2 separate regions of the Mus musculus genome follow, and region 2 is linked to region 1. A link is a contact called in ENCODE Hi-C or POLR2A ChIA-PET data. All regions are on one chromosome and are shown on one strand. The core of a region is the stretch at or near the end of the contact, and the rest is flanking DNA. Distances in the headings are between cores, read along the strand shown.

What was found. A loop is a pair of places that touch in the nucleus more often than their neighbours do. ChIA-PET counts read pairs that join two places held with the same protein, here RNA polymerase II (POLR2A).
Region 2: a loop to region 1 is called in a map of heart, with 2.7 times the contacts of the local background. The contact joins the promoter of Tecpr1 here to the promoter of Lmtk2 in region 1. A Hi-C loop is called at or near these places in 1 of 37 maps with a recorded cell type or tissue (heart). POLR2A ChIA-PET finds 5 or more read pairs at or near these places in 1 of 5 experiments (embryonic stem cell).

Annotation. Positions count from the first base shown.
Region 1 is chr5:144,098,702-144,102,183 of GRCm38, forward strand. It overlaps Lmtk2 (lemur tyrosine kinase 2), which reads left to right and starts at 1,660. Exons shown (of 14, transcript NM_001081109.2): 1 at 1,660-2,075. The coding sequence starts at 1,973.
Region 2 is chr5:144,221,840-144,225,321 of GRCm38, forward strand. It overlaps Tecpr1 (tectonin beta-propeller repeat containing 1), which reads right to left and starts at 1,776. Exons shown (of 25, transcript NM_027410.2): 1 at 1,656-1,776.

The DNA.
Region 1 (3,482 bases), core at 410-2,909:
AGAGCTTCCGGATGGAAGTCAACGCACAGCGGGGCAATTGTACCTCCTCTCTAGACCTTTGCCTTCCTTCCCCTCTGCCCAGAAAGATCAGCAGGAAGAGGCCGAGTTGAGCTCAAGTGTCACAGGCCGGCTACTGCTTTCCTCAGGTTTTTAGTGTGGCTTGCCTCGATCAACACCAGACATATTCCCTAGACATCCTGTGCCCCGGGCTGAGTCAGTTAGCACCACGGACAGCTAAGTGTTTACAATGGGTTTTTGGAGGGAGTTTGGAAACCAGGTGAAGCTCTGGGCTTGCAAGTTGCTAAAGTTCCACCTGATAAGATGCAAGGCAGCTCTTCAGGTGTTTTTATTCACAAATTGGACTCCCAGAGTCAGCAAAGGTGGTCTCCCCAACCCCAAGGAAGGGGCTCAGAGCTGTGTTACAGTCAAACACTTTCTCCCTTTCTATTATGTGTGCATGGATGTATGTGTTGTGTGCATGGATGTATGTGTTGTGTGCATGGATGTATGTGTTGCTTGTGTTTGCATGTGATTTGTTTATGTGTGTGCATTTTCTCCACCTGTCCCTGTGTATGTATGTGTGTGTGTGTGTGTGTGTGTGTGTGTGTGTGAAGGCCAGAAGAGTGTCTTTCCTCGGGGTCAGGGTCCACTTTTTGTTTTTGAGGCAGGGTCTCTTATTGGCCCGAAACTTACCTAGCAAGTTTGTCTGGCTTGTCAGCGAGTCCTACGAGCCATCTTTTTTTCTGCCTCTTCAGCAAGCATTGTCCACTAAGGTTAGATTTTCTTTATGTGGATTTCTTGGGGATCAAATTCAGGCCCTCAAGCTTGCAAGGCAAGCAATCTCTTCATTGCATTTGAGACATCTTCTACCTCACCTGGAAGTTGCTCCCTCCTCACACCCATCACCAACACCTAGCACAGTTCCAGTAGAGAACACCCAGGAGGAGCTCCAAGGTGACTCAAGACAGGGCTGCTGTCCTCAAGGGGTTTACAGTCACAGGAACAATAAAACATGACAGTCGGCCCAGGGCTGGGCTAGGTCGGGGCTGTGGATGCTCAGTTATTTGTGGGATTGGGGTGAAGCCATCGATGAAGTCATACATATTCCAGGTGTGTCTTGACGAATGAAAGGATGCGCATCTGCCAGGTGAACAAGAGGGGGCAGGAAGGGCTGGCTGTCTTGGCAGAGGAGCTGGCTTGAGCTCACTGCTACGTCAGTAAGTGAAGTCAGAAACATTCTGTGCTTGATCAATTAAAATTTTTAAAAATTTCAACGTTTCCTCAAGAGCTTATCTGATATGAGGGTCAGCCTAAGAAGAAGAGGCTAAGAAAGTTCTGATAAGTGAAAATGAAGAAAGTAAAACCGGGGATAAAATACCGAGAACCATGTTGGTAAAAATTAGAAAAGAAAAATAAAAAGTAGGAGAAAGAGAGACAAAAGTCCCAGATTAAATTATGTGGGTTATTATGGACTTCTTTATATCTTCCTAAAATAATTGTCGATGTTACCTGCTGCCCACGCCTCATTCCTCTGTCTGCAGGGGGCGCACCGATCGCCACCTTGCCGCCTATGGCTGAGAGGGTGGGGCTCCCGGAGTCAGTATGGATTGACGATTGGCTGGTCCAGGTGTCGGTCCCGGCATCCCGCCTCAGCTCTACGTCACATGACGCAGCCCATCATGGCGGCGGGAGCGCGGCTGCCTGGGCCCGCGGCTCCGCAGGCTGGGCGCCGTTGCTGCTGTTGAGGGGCGGCGGCGGCGGCGGTGGCGGCGCTGACGGGCGGGAAGGATGATGCTGGCTCCGAGGCCAGAGCGGCGGATGCAGACCAGGAACAAGGTTGACGTTTGGCTAAAGAGACGTGTGTCCCGAAGCAGCCGGCGCCGGTGTCGCTGAGGCGGCGCGGAGGGCTGACCGACTGACTGAAGGCGGCGACCCGAGAGCCGGCCCCGTGGGGGACCGCGCGGTGGACGAGATGCCGGGGCCGCCGGCGTCGCCGCCGCCGCCGATGCTCCTGCTGCTCCTGCTCCTGACGGTCGGCTGTGCCCGGGCCGCGCCACTTCCGCAAACAGGTGCAGGTGAGCGGAGCCCGGGGGCTGCGGGGCCGCTGCGTCTTGCGGGGCGGCGGCGAGGGCGGCGGGCTTGCGGGGTTGGGCCACCTCTGCGGCGGATCGGAGGCCTGCCGAGGGCAGGAGGCCGCGGGATGCCCGCGATCTCAGGGAGATTTCTTGCCGCAGGGGCGTGGGATGGGGGGCGGGGGCGCGGCGACACGGTGGGGGTTGGGGAAGACGGCGGGGCGAGGTGGCAGCGATGGGTTCCCCTACCTCCCGGGGGACTCTTTTTCCCGGACTCTTAAACTTGTTGCCCTAAAGGTACCTCCAGCTTCTGTCCTCGACACTTCCTTTTTTTTTTTTTTCTTCTTCCAGATGTCACCTGCCTCTGGTGGCTTTTCTCCCGTCTTATTATAAGAACCGTTTCTTATTTCTCGTCATTCCTTAAATGAAACCAATGACTCGCGGAAGCTGTGCAGTTTCCTTGGCTCACCGAAACTTGTTCTAAAGTTGTAAATTGATTTTAGATGCTGTGGTTGTTGGGCTATTGGTTTATTTATCTGTTTATTTATTTATTTTTTCGGAATGAGTCGCTGGGGATGAGAAAGGAACAAACGATACATAATTTTGTTTTAGGAAGCTAGTGACTGGAGTAGCATAGCAGCTTTTGCGTATCCACTGACAAATTGGCCTGAGGGTAATTGAACTATTTCAGCGAGTGATTCTCTTTTCAAGCTCTCAGCCCTTCTGTATTTTCTGCATATAGTTTTGATTTGGAGTTTATAAATAAAACTTCAGCCAAAGAAACCATCTCAGAAATTTTAAGAAAAAAAAACAAATCTAGGCTAACTTTCCATCATTACGGCTTTCTTTCTTTCTTTCTTTTTTTTTTTCAACGAAGGGGGAGGTATTGACATTTCAAAGAACTTTAGAGGTTGGAAGAAAGCTTAAAGATAATTTAGTCCAATTTCTTCATCTTTTGCTTTGAGGATCCTGGAACCCTGGTGATCAAAAGATATACTCAAGGTGACACAGCCAAGTTGTAGTTAGATTCAAACTTAGGTCTTTGATTCACCTTGTCTTGTGATTCTACACCCACCTCCCAGTTTACTTAAAGTCTTAACTGTCTCTGGAACGCACCTGAGGTCAAGGTTTAAGGGCAGAACTGCCTCCGGTCAATATGGGAGTTTCAAAAAAATCTACAATGAAAGAGGTGTAATGGCTTCCAGAACTACCCTAGGTTATATGCTATTGAGTGCCCTTCAGTTGAGTATTAAGTGGTGTGCTTACACTATATAATGTAGCACTGTGTTTGTGCTATCGCCTCGGAATCAAGTCTTTTTGGTGACTTGAGTGTTCTGAGTCAGTGGATAAGATAACTGAATGTTGACAGAAGTCGATAGTCAACCAGGATGAGAGTGGACATTGCAGAAA
Region 2 (3,482 bases), core at 526-3,025, 120 kb after region 1:
ATAGCCTGATGTAGGGGCCTGTGCCTGTAATCTCAGCACCTGTAAGGTCAAAGCAGGGTTGCTCCAAGTCCAGGCCAGACTGGCCTACGTAGTCAGCCCTTCTCTCAAAACAAAAACAAAAACCCACAAAGAGGTATGGGAAGATGGCTCAGTTGGTAAAGTGCTTGCATTGTAAGAAGGAGGACCCAAGTTTAACCCATGTTTTTTGTTGTTGTTTTTCTTTTTAAGTGAGTATGGGGGCATGGTCAGCTACATGGCTGATCGGGTGAAGATAGTGGCTGCGGAGCTGATCAACCTAAGTTCGGTCCCTGGGATCCACCTGATGGAAGGAGAGCACACATTCCAGCAAGCTGTCTTCTTATCTCCACCCATGAGCCACGCACGCATGCGTGTGCGCACACACGCAAAACACACACACTAAACTGTAAAAATACTTGTAAGTGAGCCACAATGGCACTTGCTTATAACCCTAGAGCTGAAGAGGTGGATGGATCCCTGGGGTTTCCTGGTTGGTTAGCCTAGCCTAATTAGTGGGCCCCGGGCTAGTGAGAAATCCCAGCTTTAAAAAAACAAAGTGGATGGTGCAGGTTGACCTCTGACTTCCACAGCCGCTTGTGCATCTGCACACACAAAGAAATTAAAAACAAAAACAACAGCAACAACAAGAAAACAGGGCTGGAGAAATGGCTCAGTGGTTAAGAGCACTGACTGCTCTTCCGAAGGTCCTGAATTCAAAATCCCAGCAACCACATGGTGGCTCACAACCATCTGTACAGCTACAGTGTACTCATATACATAAAAACAAACAAACAAACAAACAAACAAACAAAAAGCAGAGCAAGCAGTGGGCAGTAGATGCTCTTGAGGCCACAACACAGCACACAGAAGCCACAAAACGTTTACTTCTGCGGAATCTGTCTTCAGGCTGCAAGACTTCTTCTGGTTTTTCTATTACACCCTCACTCCTGTCTGATGTGCACTGGCTATTAAAGTTGTTTCCTGGCTGCCAAGCGCAGGGACCACTCCAAGGTGATGTTAGGGTTAAAAAAGAAGACAGGAAATATCAGAGCTTGTATGGGAGTGGGGGCCCTTCCTGGAGAGTAAATAGAGTCGGGCCCAGCCCCAGCCGGCAGGAAGCGACCTGGCTTTGATCCCAGTTCCTGCACTTGGGCGACAGGTGGGTCCCCTGCACTGTCACCAGGAGCATATGTCGGAGCTGTAGGGCTGTGACCATCTGCCTACACTAATCCTAAAGCAAGCAGATTTGCTCCCAACGTCAAGGGAGAAGAAAGGCTACAGACAGGCTCCTGGATGTTCCATTTCTCTAAAATCATGCAGGCTCGGCGATCGGCGTCTTCAAATCTCTGCAGTCCTAAGGCTGCAAAGGCTGCAATGGGGGTCATGCTATGAAGCGGGTTCACGAGCAGACATTTAGGGGTTCCAAAGCAGGGGTAGGGGTGGTGCCCTGTAGGTGTGCAGCAGAGAACACAAGTACAGTCCCCTCTCCCTCCCTCGATCGTCCCAGTTAACGCAGCCAATGGAGGAGAGGGATCGGAAAACTGGGAGCACCTCTGCTCTGTGCCACCCAAATAACATCGATCGGAGTCTCCACGGCCCTTGTCACCGATGTTACGGGGACATCGCGCCGCACTTACCTGTGCCCACGCCCGGTGGGGCGGGTTCCCAGCGGAGGCTTCTGTACTCCTCGGTTTTAGCTACAGTCCGGCCCTCCCCCGGCCTCAGGCTAGAGGGCGGGCCGGAAGCAATAATCAACTCAGCGTTGATCGGCCAGATTCGGAGTGACGCAACTGCCTGGAAGCTCACGATTGGCTGCTGCGCTCAGCCGCAATTTCTCCGGCTCGGGGTGGCGCGCGTGCGCACTCTCGAGGTCGCGCCGGGTCCCGCTAGCCAGCGGCGCTCTGTGCTAGTCGGGAGGAAAGGAGCGGGTTGCTACGTCCCCTCTCAGGACTCCGCGGGTCCCAGCGCGTCCTCACATGCCTGCTTCCTGCGCTCCAACCTTCTCCGGCACGTCCCTCCTTCTTGCCTGAAGCACTTCTCGTCTACACCGGCCTGCACCGCTCCCGAAGCGGAGTCAGGTTTTTTCAGGGTTGGATTTCTTTAGTTGACACAGGAGTCTGTTTTCCAGCCTTCATAAGAAAGGATAGTCGTCATTTCTAATTCTTCATTTCTTGTTTAAAGATTTATTTATTCTTATGTGCCTTGTGCAGTTTGCCTTCTTTTGCCTGCATTCATGTCCGTGTGACGTTGTCAGATCCCCTGGTACTGGAGTCACAGTTGTGAGCTCCCATGTGGATGCTGGGTATTGACACCGGGTCCCCGGGTTAGTGCTCTTAACTGCTGAGCCATCTCTCTAGCCTCTTATTAACTTTTTAGTTTTTAAAAAAATATTTATTTGTATGTGTGTTCCTGTGTGCACGTGCGCAATGCGCTAGGTGCAGAGATCAGAGGACAGCTTTCTAAAGTTGGTTTTTTTCCTACCACCGTGTGGGTCCCAGGGTTCGAACTCAGTACTTCAGGCTTCTCAGCCTTTACCTACTGAGCCACCTCACCGGTAAATTCTGTATTATTTTTTTTAATTAGTGTGTTTTAGATTTTGATTTGTTTATGTGTGAGAGTATAAGCAGATGTATGTGTTGTGTGTAGGGGTGTGTGTACCTGTATATAACCCACACAGGCCTGAAGAGGGCATCCACCGGGTGCTCTCTGCTGCTATTCTGCCTGTTCTGAGGCAAGGTTGCCTACTGTCTTCATTAGGCTGGAATCCAGCAACCCCCTGACACCCCCTGGTTTCTGCTCACCTTGGGGTTAAGGTTAAGTCATTTGCAGGGACACCTGGTGTGTTAAGAGGACGCTGGATCTGATTCTGGTCCTCACTGCAGAGCAGGTGTTCTTAATGTCTGAGCCATCTCTCCAGCCCCTCGTTAGTTTTAGGGGGTCTTTTTTTTTTCTCTCCTTACAACATTTATTTAGTGTATGTGTGTCTGTCTCTCTGTCTTTGGTCAGAGGACAACTTATTGGAATTGGTTGTCTAGTTCTATTGTGAAGCGAGAATCCATATTCAATTGAGTTCAGGTTTTCAGGTGAGTGTCTTTACCCTCTGAGCCATCTTGCTGACTTGCCTGGTTGGTTGGTTGGTTTGACACAGGGTCTCACTGAATTACTCAAGCTGGGATGGAATTCACGATGTAGCTCAGGTTAGCCTTGAACTTGCAACCTTCCTTCCTCAGCCTCCTGAGTGCCGAGATTCTAGGCTGTATCATGACACTTGATGTTTTGCTATATCTGGGGTGAAGGAAGGTGTGTGGTACGAGCATGCTGTTTGGTCTTTGCTTGCAGTGCTGGGGATCGAAGCGGGGCCTTGCCCGTGTTCTGTCACCTAGCTCTTCTCCCTTCTTAGCTTTTCTGTCTAATCAGGTTTGGGTCACTTGGCCATCACTGTGCATTGCCTAATGAAGAGTTCC